Linked DNA regions of Homo sapiens: all the other regions are linked to region 1. Evidence: chromatin loops called from intact Hi-C (ENCODE). Cell type or tissue: sigmoid colon. All regions are shown on one strand. Region 1 overlaps LINC01798 (long intergenic non-protein coding RNA 1798). Region 2 overlaps LINC01798 (long intergenic non-protein coding RNA 1798). Region 3 has its middle 16 kb from the start of LINC01799.

The links. Hi-C counts contacts between places; a loop is a spot of excess contacts. Peaks named below come from ENCODE experiments on the same cell type or tissue, not always from the same donor. Only the 100,000 strongest peaks of a DNase experiment are listed, where the experiment ranks them.
Region 2: it touches region 1 in a loop (8-fold over the local background); 18 of 110 quality-filtered maps call a loop at or near these places.
Region 3: a loop joins it to region 1, with 6 times the contacts of the local background. A loop is called at or near these places in 2 of 110 quality-filtered maps.

The regions. Positions count from the first base shown.
Region 1 is chr2:66,689,264-66,694,263 of GRCh38, forward strand. LINC01798 (long intergenic non-protein coding RNA 1798) reads left to right here. Exons shown (of 6, transcript NR_110156.1): 5 at 2,409-2,460. Among named protein-coding and RNA genes, the nearest start is that of LINC01797, 11 kb to the right of the region's middle. In sigmoid colon, no CTCF peak of the experiment used is centred here; a DNase peak (open chromatin) is centred at 2,114; H3K4me3 peaks cover 4,915 bases.
Region 2 is chr2:66,578,153-66,583,152 of GRCh38, forward strand. All of the region lies in intron 1 of LINC01798 (long intergenic non-protein coding RNA 1798), which reads left to right. Among named protein-coding and RNA genes, the nearest start is that of LINC01798, 6.6 kb to the left of the region's middle. RefSeq lists an enhancer at 82-1,691. In sigmoid colon, no CTCF peak of the experiment used is centred here; DNase peaks (open chromatin) are centred at 189, 3,019, 3,619 and 4,629; H3K4me3 peaks cover 5,000 bases; H3K27ac peaks cover 1,413 bases; H3K27me3 peaks cover 277 bases.
Region 3 is chr2:66,886,318-66,891,317 of GRCh38, forward strand. No RefSeq gene overlaps it. Among named protein-coding and RNA genes, the nearest start is that of LINC01799, 16 kb to the right of the region's middle. In sigmoid colon, no CTCF peak of the experiment used is centred here; a DNase peak (open chromatin) is centred at 2,604; H3K27ac peaks cover 519 bases.

The DNA of each region.
Region 1 (5,000 bases):
GGGGGTGACGAAACCAAGGTGATGAACAAAACAGAAAGCAGGGGGATGGCCCATGGGGTTCGGGGAAGAGTTGAGGTTGGGTGGAGTAGGGATTCCAGCTAAGAATCTGAGTGGTTTTGAGAAGGGGCCATGTCAATTATTAAAAATGATCATGACAGAGCTGGAGCCAGAAGCCAGAGAAACCTGTATCTTTAGACTCAGGCATTAAAAAGACACCTGTTTTAAGGTGAAAGAGAGAGTAGAGAGAGAGAATGTGGTAGGTAGAGGAGGGTGGGAAGGCATCTCTATTAAGGGCACTGCCAGCTGGATTATCAGAGTAGCGGACCTGTTCTAGAAAAGCACGGAGCCCTGTGTACACAGTTGGCAGGCTTCTAAATATGCTGATCAAACTCTGCTGGAGATTAGATTTTGGTTCAAAAACATATGTTTTTGAGGACAAAGAAAACTTTTGGCCCTCCAACCTTATTGTCTCCATCTTTCGAAGAAGAATAATATTTAAAAACTAACTTGTCTTAATTAGGGCATTTAGAATGACAGGACTAGCACTGACTCACTTGGGAATTCATAACCCTACATATAATCACTTTTGGAATGGAGTGCATTTATGCCTTCAAAAAGTTGGCCTCATTTTCTGAAGCTGAAATCCTTTTGATCATAATTACTTCTGACCTAAAATTACCCACAGTCACCATACAATGCCACGCTGGGACAAAAAAGAAATACATATTGTAAGTATCTGATAACAGATATAAACTATCGGCCAACTTAAATAGTATCATTAATTAGACTAGGATGAAACTATACAACTATATATTTCTGAATATAACATTTAATCATTATTATTATTCTTTTGGTGCAGTGGTTGGGGCCGTTGTCATAAATGCTAAAATAAGAGTTGTTAAAGTATATTGAAGTATAAATGATAAAGACCTGAGAACTTTGCATAAAAATGAGAATCAGATGAATGACTGCATTGATGTAGTTATTTCACCACCTGTTTTGAAGTCAAATTTTATATGCAAATGTCTTAAAACCAGATATGATTGTGTATTCTTAAATACGTTGGAGAGCTGTGGCATTATTATGATTTGTAGACAGAATCTCTCATGTTAGATATGTTTGGATGGACATATTGAATGGTCTCTTAGTGCCTTCTGGATCCCAGGGATCCAGAGTGTATTTCAGGTCCTAAAAATGGACATTTTTGACAGTCAGAACCCCCAGTACTGCACTGAATATCTGTTTTTTTATGGGTTGAATTCCCAATATCGAAATTACGTTAAATTTTAGTTGCTGAGCCAGATCCTTTAGACAAGAAATACTGGCTTCCAGTAATCAGGATTTAATTTCTAAATTTTCAAGTCATGAATGCTCAAAGGAGGTTTTATGAAATGTACCTGAAATTGTAAATGAATCCCACGTAGACACTTAAATTGAGAAATTGTTGCTAAAAATTTTAAATTAAAACGACAAGATAATTTGGACTGACGTACATTAGAAATCATAAAAATGGAAGTTTGTTAACTTTAAAATGAATATTTTAGTCAACAAATAAAATTCTAAAACAGACGTTTTCACATGCACATATTAAAAGGCATAAACCTTTAGCTAGGGTCACGTATCTATTAAAACGGTCTTGATTTTAATGGTGTCTCTAATTTGGAAAGTAATTTCAGATTCTTAGCCAAGAAGAATCTTGCTTGAACTTTACTTTTCTAGGCTGTACATATACCAGAGAAACATGATCATTTAAATTCTAAAGGATGTTTGTTTCTTTTAATAGCATAGCAGAGAATTAATGGCATGGGGGAGGGGGACGTGACAACTTAACCTGATGTTTGATAGCTGTTTACTTATGAATGTGTGCCACAGATTTCAGTGTCTGTAAAAGAAGGGGAAATAAACAAACCGATGGCTTTTAGGGAACTTAAGACACATGGAAGAAAGTGCTTAGAAGGCTATTGAAATATTTACAAAACAAATCATTTACATTAACTTTCTTATGTGTAGAAACTGGAGTGCCCATGAAAAGACAGAGCCAATTTTGGCTATGAGAAGTATTTCAGCATCAAAATGGTTAACAGTATTATAGCTTCAAAAGAGCCTATTGGCTCACCCTCAAGGATGCCCTGCAGTTGTTGTTAAAGTCATCAGATGAAGCTAGCCTTCTCAGCTAGCCTTCAGATTTGTCTGCTAACAGTAAAAATACTATAATAAATCGGTAACATATGTTGCCAGGCAAGGAAAAGTGATATAAATAAAGAGACTGGGAGACCCAAACCAAGTACAATGTGAAAAGAATTTAAATTTCAATCTATTTGCTGGCTAATTACCATTTGAAAAGTAATTTGAAAGTTTTACTGTTATTTGCTGATATTCTTCCTCATTTTTCTTTTTTTCCTCTTCAGATTGCATTCTTACCCAAATACTCTTCGTGATTGCCTGCTTTGCGGCTTTGGGGTAAGTCCCAGTTTTCCACAACCTTAAGAAAAAAATGCATAACATAAAAGATGCCAGAAAGACTTATGTGTCCTGATAGTCGGGGTCTGTGAAATATACATGGGTTTGTTACGGGGGTGGGAGGCATAATGAAATAAAGAAAAGCGATTTGTTTCTGCAAGGATCAAAAGTGTGCGAAAGTGTGCATATGCAAACGAGGCTCCCATCAGGAAAGCCACCTCTGGAATGTAAATGACAAAGCTTGGAACACACACAATCAATTATTTTCACCAGCATTTAAAATATAGAAAACAAAATCTGCTTTGGGAATTGACTGAATATTTTATTTAGCTTTTTTTATTGAGACATCCTTTGAAAAATGGCATAATATAAATAGTTTTACAAAGCAACAATATAATCAATCTCTAAACTAGAATATAAATCAAGGATTTCATTAACTGCTGGTAGCCAGTTTAAATTGTAGTCTTGTCCATAATGTCTATCTATCTATGTATGTCCAAGTTATATTAAAAACCTTTAAATGGCTTTGTAATATCAGCTACATCTAGCTATTATAATAATTAATGGTACTGTTTTATAAATCAATACATGTATTCTTGATAAATTCATATCCAGTTAATGGTGTAATTTAAATAAAAAATTAATGTAATAAAGGACATACAGAAGCGGGCAGGAAATCTTTAAAGGTTAAGAGCCAAATTTGTCTAAATTCATTTTTAACCTGTTTTGGAAAAGTTTATATTTAAAATCAGCTGAGACTTACCTTGTTTCTGTAAAACTAATCTTGCCATTTCTGGTGGTATCTAGTATTAAATTTGTAAGGTGTTTTCTGACGTTGTTTTAATTACGTAGTTACAATACTGTGGAATATTTTACTGTCGTTGCACTATTTTGTGACTATTGCATATTCTTTAGTAAAATAGAACAAAACAAACTAAAAACATCACACCAGCAATTTATTTTTAATACACAAATGCATGTAAATGATTTATTTTTTGAAAATCTCCAAAACTATACACACATTTTATTTAAGGGGAAAAATGACTGACTAGTTCAATAAATTTGCATGTGGAAGAGCCGAGCATTTTCACTGCTTCCGCTGAGTGAACATTCCAAGAATTTTAGAAAGAAAAGAAAAATGCATGAAAGAGTCTGAAATGTATTTTAACGCTGCACCCGGGTACAGGAACATTCTACCAAAAGATGAGTGTATTACAGTTCTAATGTAAAGAATACATACCAAAGACATATTTAAAAAATAACAAGATTTAGAAAAACAACTGAAGGTTGTATGTTATCAAATACAATATCAAATCTTTCCAAATAAAATTTCATTTGGTTCATAAGAGTACGCGTTTTACAAAAAATATCTTTCAAAATTATGCAGACCAGTCTGCCCTGCCATCCTCCTTGACATGATGCAGAAATGTTCCTTTAATCCACTGAGCTTTTTCTGACATTTTTCTTAACATTGCTGAGCCTTATTTAGAGCACCAAAGGAGGCGTGTGCAGTTTTCTTTGACACTGATGGGTATTTCAAAATGTTACAGAGAGAGGGGGGAAAAAAAAGAAAGAAAAGATTTGCTGCCAGTCACTTCATCAATAGAGCTACAGAAGCAATTACTATTTGTTAAAAGTTTACATTTCAAATGAAGCTAAATTTTAAAGAAGTCTCATCCTTTTAGAAGGACTGGTGCTTGGAAGAGAGAGGAAGAGAATGCACATTAGTGATTACATGTTAAAGTGCACTCAAGTACTGGAACCATTTAAAATGTATTGTGTTTTTAGTTGAAACCTGCAGCAAAACCACTCCTAAGAGGCTTAATTTAGGTTTTATAGGAGGAACATAAAAAAGACCAGGTTACAGCAACATGCTGAAATATGGGGTACATTTTAAATATCTTCATTTAAAAACGTATGTTTATTTCCCCTCCTGGGATCACTAACGTGTGTCTCCACAGAGAAAGCAAGGACATGCATTCTTAAAAATTATCTGTTAAAGGGATCACATTCCAAGACAGGTTTGAGCATTTTTATTACTACAGATAACCTCTTAATTGTGTCACTGCCTTCCACTTGTTAATCAGGGACATTCAACATAGTTAACCATGCAGTGGTTGTCTTTAGAAGAATACATTATCATTAAGGATTAGAAACACATTTTATTCCTATAATCATATTGCATGTATGGTTTTAGCACTGCTAAAACCCTATTTACCTGCTTTAAATACATAACACCTAAGAAAGGATTGAGATGCCTATAACAATGTTGTTCACTACTTCAAACTATGCAGTCCATGAAAAGCTTTAAGAGACAGATAATTTTACTTTTCTTGTCCCCCTCCTCCACCTCCCCCATGTCCCACGCAATTCCTATTTGAATTGATTTTAGGTTTCTTGTGTAGCCACCAGCATCTGAGATACTCAGGTACTCTTTCAGAGACCAAGGTGTAAGTGTGAAGTAAATAAAATCATGTTTCACTGTTGCTTTATCAACCCTCCTAGGTAGTTTTTCTGCCAGCCAACCTGCGCTGTTAAGA
Region 2 (5,000 bases), 110 kb before region 1:
CAGTCGCCTGCTCCTCAGCCCCCGCCTTGGCACAGAGCAGCGTCTGGCACTGCGGGGAGATGGAGGCGAGCCACGCGCACCCGTTCCCTTACTGGCCGACCCGCGAGGCGCCAGCTTGTTCTGGAGACTCAGTTTCCACTGGACAAAAGCAGGGGAAACACAACGCAAGGGCTGTGCAAATCCACGTTCCCGACGCCCCTCCACCCCATCCCAATCTGATTTTTGAGACGTGCATTTTCAGGTAGTCCTAAACTGTGAACAGCGAGCTTTGTGTGTTATCTAGTGGGGGTGGGGATGAAAGGGGAGGAGACTCCCACTGCCCGTTCCAGTCTTTAATGTTTGAAATAACGAAATGCCTTGTGTAGCAGCTGCTGCTTGAGCCAAAACTAACTCTTTGGAAGACGGAAAAGAGTGAAAGGCAAAGAAAGACTGTTCATTTTTTTTCTTTTGGTGCCGTTTGGGATGTCATCTGTTTCCTTGGCGACTGTGTTCAGCCCCCGGAGCCCCTGGGCTCCTGGATTGTTAGGGGGGAAAAGCATGCTATTTCTGCACCGTCATTTATCACTGTCACCGCATAATGATTCCCCTTGCAGCCCCTTATTGATGTTTGTAATTGCATTATCTCATAAAGGAGGATGATCAATGAAACCGAGCCGTGCATTCTGGGGTCAGAGGAAGCCAAAGTACTGTTTGTCCCCTTTAATACAACAAGTACTCATTATCTTTAGGTCTGCATTCAAAAAATGATCTGATCTAGGGCTGACCCTGTCGGACATCCCAACACTTTCTAAAACGCGGTTTGTGTAACCTTTTGCTTAAATGCTAAATCAAGTACCTGTCTTGCATTTCAACGAAACAAGATGCTAAAACTGAATGAAAAAAAAGCATTTCTTTTTTTTTTTTCCCCCTGGGAGGGGTGCGATCGTCTGAAGGTGCATGAGATTTTACACTGTAACTGCTTGGTAATATAATACAGAAAAGGCAATCCCAATCCACATGAGTCCTAATAAATAGAAAAAAAATTGGGGATGAGGGGAAAAAGGCAGGTAGCTGGGAGCTTTTAACAAGGTCGGTACTAAAAGATCAGAATAAAACCACATCCAGTTTAATTAATAATAGCTATAAACTGAAATAATTCCCCATGATTCTGCCCTTGCTTCTCCTTTTTACAGAGTCATATCTCTTCAGTTTAGAGAAATGACTTTTGTGGCTGTTCGATTCTCACAACAACAATAACTAAATCAGTTGCACACTGTTATCTAAAACCATCTACAAACTCCAGCAAATAAAAAGAAGTTCATTTGTCTATTAAGGCAAGCATTTAGTTGAGCAGAAATATCCCAGTAACACTGAATAGAGTTCGTGTAATCCTATGGAAATCAAGTCATCTTGTTGCACTGAAGTAAATGAAAAAATACAAAGGAGAAAAGGTCCAAGTGTAATTGTAATTTTAAACTAAATGCATTATTGGACTGTCACAGTGAAAACGTGATTGTTCGGCTGCGGGGGGGGGGGCGGGGGGCGGCGAGTGGACATAAACTTAGCTCACATTTAACTTAAAGGTTTCAGAAAGGAAATATGTATTCCATATTTGGTGATCATTTGTGGAAAGAGGAGAAATTGAAACAATTCTAACCCATCATTTTAGTATACTAGGGGGAATCATTCCTTCAAAAGCAGAATTAAGCAAAAAGCTTATTTTAAACATTGCAAGTCTGTATTAGCAGAAAAAAAAAGTTTCAAATTTTCTGAAAATGTATGTCCTCTCTATGTTAATAAGATGTTGACAGAGAGAAAGAGAGAGAGAGAGAGAAACTAAGTTCAGGTGTTTTATTTTTTAAGTTCTAGATACTTCTAAATTAACGATATAAATTAATGTTTTACATAAAAAGATCTAAATGAAAAGTTTTCATTATAGTTGAGAAAATGAGTACTTAGAGTGTGCTCTGATAATTTGACACATTGACATAAAACCTTAAATTGAATAATAAAACAAACGGCTAAAATATTCCCCCTTGGAAAAATAACTTTAATAATAAAGCTAGAAAAGTTTTAACTGTGTTGAACCATCACTTTTTTCTCTGGAAGGCAGATTATCCTAAAGAGTATTATTTTCCAGAAATTCTGTCAAGGCACTTTGAAATAATATATGTTTGTATTATTTAATATTCTGACACTTCCGTTCTTTGAAAATGCTCAGACTGGAATGGATACGTAGCCATGCATATATTTAATATAAATGGTATCTTGTCGTTAACATAAAATATTAAAGAGAAAATAAAACTTTGGGCTTTGTCAGTTAAGATAGAATTTTTTAGCATAATACTCTGATTTTCAAAACATAAAATTGAAACCCCTTGATTTTAACCAATCAACACAAGTCTTTCTCTTATTTGGTTGGGGATCTGCATCATATACTCTTTCTATTTTTAATATTTAGTGTTGTAGCCCACTGTTAAAATAATGAAAAATTAGTCTCGTTTCAAAATTATTTATTTATGGAACGAACATGATTAAAACATAAACACACAAACTGCAGCTGCAACAGAAAAAAAACTTGATTTATGGTTATTAAATCTTTGATCGCCATGTTAATGTTTCTTTTTCTACCTTTCATTTGCATTTTAATCTATCGAATCTTTACAGTTTTGCTGCCTCCTATTTCAATGATTGATTACAGATCTGAAATAAGAAAAACCAAGCCTAGCTTTTCTTTTCCTTTCTTCGCTTTCTTTTTTCTCTTTTTCTTTTCCCCCCCTCCCTTTCCCCCCGGGTAGATTTCTGAAACTTTCTCTCAATGCTAATGTAGACAGGACAAATTAATTCTGCTCTTTTAAATGTCAAAGATATAAATAAAAAATGTTTTCTGTCCCAAACGTGAATATTTTCCCAGCTGCTTGTTTTCGAGTCGTAAAAGATCATCCCAGCAAAATGCAATTAACAGCGAAACACACACACATACACTCACACACTCGGCGGTGCGGAATTTTTTTAAAGGACGTGTTGTTCTGAGTTGAAGAAAGGTGAGAAGTTCACCGTCCCTTCACCATCAGTAGCCTCGCTGCGGCTCTCCTCTCTCTCTCTCTCTCTCTCTCTCTCACACACACACACACACACACACACTTGGAGGTTTGGTCCCTAGTTCTATCTGTGATCTAAGTCACACAAACAAAAACAAGCTTGGTGGCAGCTTGTTGTTGTTGAGTGTTGTTGAGTTGATTTCTTGAGATAAGCAGTGTAAAGACAAAAGGGGGAGCGATGCAGGTCTGTTTGTTTTCTTTCCCCGCCGCCCCACTGTCCCTTTTCTCGTCTCCCCGCGCACCTCCCCAGACGCCCTGCCGGGGTGGCTCCGCGGATGAGGCGGTCATTTGCTGTCCGCTTTGCGGGGACGGGTCACTTTCCGCGCTGGCGTGAAAGCAAATGTGGAGCTGCTTTTGGAAGGCGCCGGCCGGACGTCGGCTAGGCTCCTTCTCCCCGCGGGCTGGGGGCCCTGGGGCTCTGCAAGGCTCTGGCTCCGAACAGATTGCGCCTCCCGCCTGGCTGCCAGTAGGAACTGGGGTGGGAGCCGCGTAACTAACAGTTGCGCGCAGGAGGCGAGCCCCAGGTGTGAGCGCAGAGGCTCTCTCCCCAGCCCGCGGGTCTGGGAACCTTTCAGGACGCCTCCCTCCCCAACTCCTACCCATGCGTCTGCTCCCTAGGCCGAGCCCCCCTCGTGAGGTTTTAATGACCGCGGACGCAGGGGAGCCCGCACTTGAGCGAGGACCGACTTCTCTGGCGGGTCCACGCTGCTCGCGCTTGCGTCCGCGGGTAGCGCGCTGTGCCCGGGTCAGGGGGCGAGCTGCGAGAAGTAGGAGGGGTCAAGACCCCCAGAAATCCCTCCATGGGCACACACACAATCAAGAATAGGGTTGAGGGTCTTGAGAGGTAGAACTACCCTAGGCAGGGCTTCTCCAACTCGGCCTTTGGACCCCGCGCGCGCCCAAGGGCGTGCCCACCGCGGAAGCACAGATCATCTTCCCGGGACTGGGTCTCCTGGACCCTGCGTTGCTCCCTTTTTCCTAGCGGCCCCGTAGCTGGCTGCCGCATGTAGGGCGATCTTCATTAACTTGGACGCCCAACGTGATTGAAATAGAGAGGAGGAAAAAACACATTTGATCTGGGCCGACCCTTTGTCTTGAAGCAGATTAGGCAGCCTAGAAATAGGAGGAAAAACAGAAAGTCTAGGCAGGAAAACTTATTGTGTTCACAACATATAAAAATGATCCGAGCGGTCTGGTACCTCAAGGGGTGAAGATAGATCCTTGTAGACGAGTGTGAAGACATGACTGGGAAGATTTAAAGTGAAAGAAACGGCAGATTATTAAGAAAGTAATAGTAAGGTGTCCCATACACTACAGTTTTATTGTTGGGTAGTAACTACCCGATTTATTTATTGCCGGGGCTATATAATAGAGATAATGACCACAAACTCAAGATAAATTCTTATGCGCCCAGCCGGTCAATTCTTTTTTATTTAAGAGAGTGAGCCTGAAGGGTGAGCCTCATCCCCTCCCCTCCTCGAAGATCCGTCTTGCTTTCTACCATATTATAAGCATGACATGCAAATAAATAAGTGCTGCTGGGTCTGTGTGGGTAGGCCGGCAGGATTTATTTCAGGTGACGGAGGAACATACACGGAATATGAATTTCCGCAGGAGTGGCGCCGTGATTCCTTCCCTCTCCCTCTCGGCCGCCCTCTCCTCAGGGTCTCCCTCCTTTTCTGTGGGAGCAGAGAGCATCCCCTGTTAAAAACATTAACGTGTCATGTCTCAGCTCCCTATTCCTTGACATATAGGTCTGGGGAGGGATGGGGGCACTGCAAAATGCAAAACGCATGCCCAAAGTAGGTTGACTTGCTGGGACTGCTCAAAGCGATTCTGGTGGACAAAGAGAAGGGTGAGTTGTAATTATGACTTCCAGTAGGGGAGCAGTATAGGAAGTATGTTAATATCATTTTGAAA
Region 3 (5,000 bases), 200 kb after region 1:
AATACTTCAGCATTTAACATGGATTCAAGAGTACTTAGGGATTATTTAGAGCATCTAAATTTTGAAATCCAATCCTAGGTCTTTTGGGGGGTGGTTAACTTAGTGGCAGTCATATTAAGGAATAAGAGGACACTTCCAAATAGCTGAGTGTTTTTTCCCCCGGTGAGTCTTTAGTCCCATCAACTTTTTTTTCATAATAAGCATGTAAGATTTTTTGAGTTGCTCACTATTTTTAAATGAGGTGTTTACTTTGTCCTTTAAAAGCAAAGTTTGAGACCTGTTCTATGGATACCCCTTTTAAGAATACTCTCTCTCATACTGTCCATTTCTTTTTGGCTAGATGAAATGAGTTTTTGTGGTTGTCGTTTTAATCAAGACATAAAATCATTGAACAATCCACAAGTGTTGGCTCTAACATTTGGGCATCCTGTGATTTTTTTTTCAGAAAGAATAATCCGTAACTTTCCCTTAGCTGGGGATTAAGGACAGTCATGCCAAATGTTGAATAAGAGTTTCATACATGGACATGTAATTGACTGCAGTGTTGATGCCATCCTACTTCTGGTATTTAAGTAGTTTAAGTATATTAAAACACAACTGTTACTCAGTGTTGTTAGTCTTTTCACTTCATTAATGATAGGATTTCTGAGGGAAAGTGTGGCATAATAAAGTTGGAATGGGTTCCACTTCTTCCTGATGCTTGCTAGCTGCGTCTCTTTATAAAAGTCACTTGTCCTATCTGAATCATCAAATACAGATCTCTCAAGAATGGCTATGAGGATCAATTGAAATAATACATGAATCAGTAATAAATTGTTATTCTTGTTAGCCAGGAAGAAGGGGCATGTGTAATCTATTGGCCATTTCAGAATGAAGCTGTATAATGCAGCCGTGTGGCAAAAGGAGATCTGTGAATGAAAATGGGGCAGTTGGAGAAAATGGGTTCAGCTATGAAGAGTAAGTATTCTGCATTGGTCTTCCCATCATTGTCCATCACTCTTTTCCTGCTCTAATTAAAAGGAAAATTATATCCAAGGAAGAGTGAGTAGATATAGTGGTCCACACATCCCTTTGAGTAACAGCATTTCTGACAGAGTGCTGAAAGCTGTGGCTGTCTTTAAGACTATTAGGAAGACTGAATTTCCTGAAATTGATCTCCAGAATGATTTTGTGTGGCCGGAAATGTTCATTGAACAGAGACGTGAGAGGAGACATGAATAAACAAAGTATGCATTTCTATTTTAAAATAGATGTGAAGTTAGGAAGAAGAAATGAGAATTGGCTCTCAGCTAAAGGCTTTGGAGTTGAAGGAACTGCATTTTGTCTTACTCTGAATTTCATAGACCATGAAACTGAGTTTCTGAGAGAAACTGACTTGGAGGGTGAGTTCGCACCCTCGTTTGTTGAGTTCCTGTCGCTGCAGCTTAATTTGCCTTCGCACCTTCCTTTCACGCTCACAAGTGTCTGGTTTAGACAATACGTTACACGACCACCAACAGTAGCAGCAGCAGCAGCAGCAGCAGGGCTAAGACTGCTCTCCAGATCCACTTCTCCCACTACTTTACTGTTGTTTTTTCCTTAAGTGTGCTGTAACTTATTCTGTTTCTCAAATAGGAATTTGAAATTGTTTTTTAAAAAATAATCTTGAATACAAAAAAATTAGCCAGGCATGGTGGTATGTGCCTGTAATCTCAGCTACTTGGGAGGCTGAGGCAGGAGAAGTGCTTGAACCCGGGAGGCTGACATTGCAGTGAACCGAGATCGCACCACTGCACTCCAGCCTGGGCAACAAGAGCGAAAACTCTGTCTCAAATAATAATAATAATAATAATTTTGAGATTTTTTTAAAACATAATTTTGAAATTATTTTGCCCATGTGGGTGCTGACACAATCAGAGATGTTTGTTTAAACTTTAAGAGGAACATGAAAGATATCAGAAACACTAAGAGAGTTAGGGCAAGACATTAATGGGAAGAGATTTTTGGGCAAACTTGGTCAAATAACATACTTGATATTTATTTGGTCAGGAAATAAGTAAGTACCTATGTGTCTTCCATCCTATATGAGAGGTTACCAGTGCATGTTTTATTGCATTCTTTTTATATCTCTTTTTGTCAAATAAGCAAATAATTATTGATCACTTTATAAATGTAAGGCATTTTGAAATTATTAAAGAAGTGGCAGTGGATGATTCTCTAGGAAACACCAACAGCTTTAAGAGTTATAGTCGCCATTTTCTTAACCTATGAGTTTTCATTTAATCTGGGAGAGTCATGTTAAACTAATGGTGAACATCCCCCAACATGAATTTCACTTGCACTCTTGACAGTTCAAGATGGCTTTGGGATCAGATATCAGTCACCTGAAAGATATTTGGAATATTTGGGTAAGTTGGTGGCTGGGTGGAGGCAAAGGAAGGAGGAAGGAGAGAATTTCCCAGTACTACTCAAATCACAACATCTAGTTCATTTCCTACATAAGCCCAGATCACGCAGGCAGCACTGCCTGTGGAAGGAAGAAAGAGCCTTGTGTGCTCACTACACAGGCCTGAGGTGCCATGTGACCTTATCTTTGAGCGGTCAGAAGCACGTCAGAAAGGCTTCCACCATGGCTGGTGAATAAGAGCGCTATAAAACCTGAGAACACAAGACCTAATGACTTAATGGTTTTGGCTCTGCCTTGATTTGCAGGGGCCTGTCTTCTTACATAGTCCATGAGCTGTTTCCAACCTGCACTTGATTCCCTTAGTGGGGGGAGAAACAGATGCGCAGTTGGCAAACTGGGAGTCTAATCCAAACATCTAAACAGCACTGCTTGGAGGAATTCAGGATGGTGTCCAAGAGTAGGAAAGGAAATGTATTTGAGAACAGGGACTCCTAAAGCTTACTTTTGTCCTCTGCAACCCCCCCCCCCCACCCCCACCCCCTCTTATACTGTCTTTGGCATAGCTTAGTCATTAATAGCAGTCATTAGTGGTGAATGACCTGGAAGAAGCAGAAAGTGGGGGTGGGTCGTATGTGGTGAAGATTTTTGGCAGCTAATAAGGAGGCTTTCTGAAGTTGCTTCCCCAGTTGGATGGGATGGAAACTTTTATGAGCTTGAGTCACATTCATACAGATAGGGTTTTGTAACTTAGCATTGTGCAAGTTATCTGGAGCTAGAAACCTCTGGGAATTAGATGTCTTTCAATTTCCAGGGTGTAATGTATATAAAAGCCTCCTTAGACATGATCTTTCCTCCAAAAAATACCTTTTCCCAAGGATGTCTTGGGAAATTTTATCCCATGTTTACTGAAATGTTTAACTTCTTATCAGTTGAACCAAGGGTTAGTTTGTATATAAGACACTCAACTGAAAAACCACAGGGCTAGAACTACCCAAGTCCAAAGAGTTTCCCAGGAGGGCAACTTCCGGATCCAGACATCAGGCTTCTAAAATCATTTAAAGTTGACATAAAGTGATCCTACTCACAGGTTATAAACAACTTTTTACTTTTAGGCCGTAACAATTAGAAACTGTTTATTTTAGTTTTGTAAGTGGATCCATTCAATAGGTTCCACACAGGGCATCTATCCCAATCTCGGCCATCACTCAGACCTCCTTCTTTCTCCTCTCTGCCCAGCCATATCTCCCAAATTCATCACGACTCCCAACCCCCACCACACACACTCTGAAGATGGCCAGATTTACCAAGTGAAAATACAGAACACCTTGTTAAATTTGAATTTCAGGTTAAAAAACCCAAAAATCCTTTCTTTTAGCATTGCTACATTCTATGCAATATTTGAAGCATATTTATACTAAAATATTATGTATTGTTTATGTAAAAATTAAATTTAGCTGGACGTCCTATATTTTATCTAGTAATCCTGCCCCTGCTCATACCCTTTACAAAGTATCAACATTTATAGTATATTTAAGTTGAAACTGCCTTGTAAGATCAGTTGAGATCATTACAGAAAAATGTATGGTAACATAAAAACTCCTAATACTTGGAACACTTGAAATTTTTCAAAGTTTTTGTGGGGGGGGGTGTGGGGGTGTTCTTTCTTTATTCCCTAAGATGCATATAGAGAGTCTAGAAGCCAGTAACTATCTTGAATTAAATGGGGATCTTTTAAAGTAACTTCTCTGTTCCAGCAATCCTGTAATATGTTTAAATCTCAGCTTGGCATCCATCCATACCCACAAGTAAAAATATTTTTCTTTGATCAAGGATACAATGGAAAGGGTGAACATCAAGGGACTCCTTTCTTATCTATATGTAGCTAATCCAGATAAAATCCTGTAAGTTATGAAAAAACAAACAATAGCAGAATAGTTTGCCATCTTCAAAATCTGGGAAACAGATTAGGTCTCTAGACTGAGAAAAAACATGCTTATATTTAGCCATGTGCTTTTCCATCAGAATTGTTGATCAAAAACTGGTACATTTATATGAAACTGTAAAAAAAAATTCAAGCTAATCTAAAGGAAAGGAAAGCAGAGTAATGGCTGCTTGAGGATGGGATGGGAAGTGGGAAGGGCAGAAGAGAGGGCTTCGCAAGGACATAAGAAAACTTTTCAGCATGATGGATATATGTACCATCTTGATTGTGGTGATGGTTTCATGGATATACACATATTTCAAAACTTATCAAATTATACCATAAAACATGCAGCTTATTGTATTAACTATACCTCAATAAAGGTGACACAAATTTTAATTGTTACAAAATAAAACTAACACATGATTAGCTCTATTATAATTTTAAAGAAATTAAGGAGGTCATTTTGCCTATTAGAATGCCTGGAATTAAGAAGCTTTCTATGAAGGTAAGATGTACGTCTTATTTACCTCAATTGCTAAAACCTCGGGTGCTGGCACAGGTCCTGGTATATAGTAAAGGTACACAGTATATTTTGAACAAGTTGTTAAATAGAAGCCATATAATCCCAGAATACAGCACGGAGAAGGGTATGCTGGTTAGGATAGGAAGATGTGTTAATTATGTGTGGCT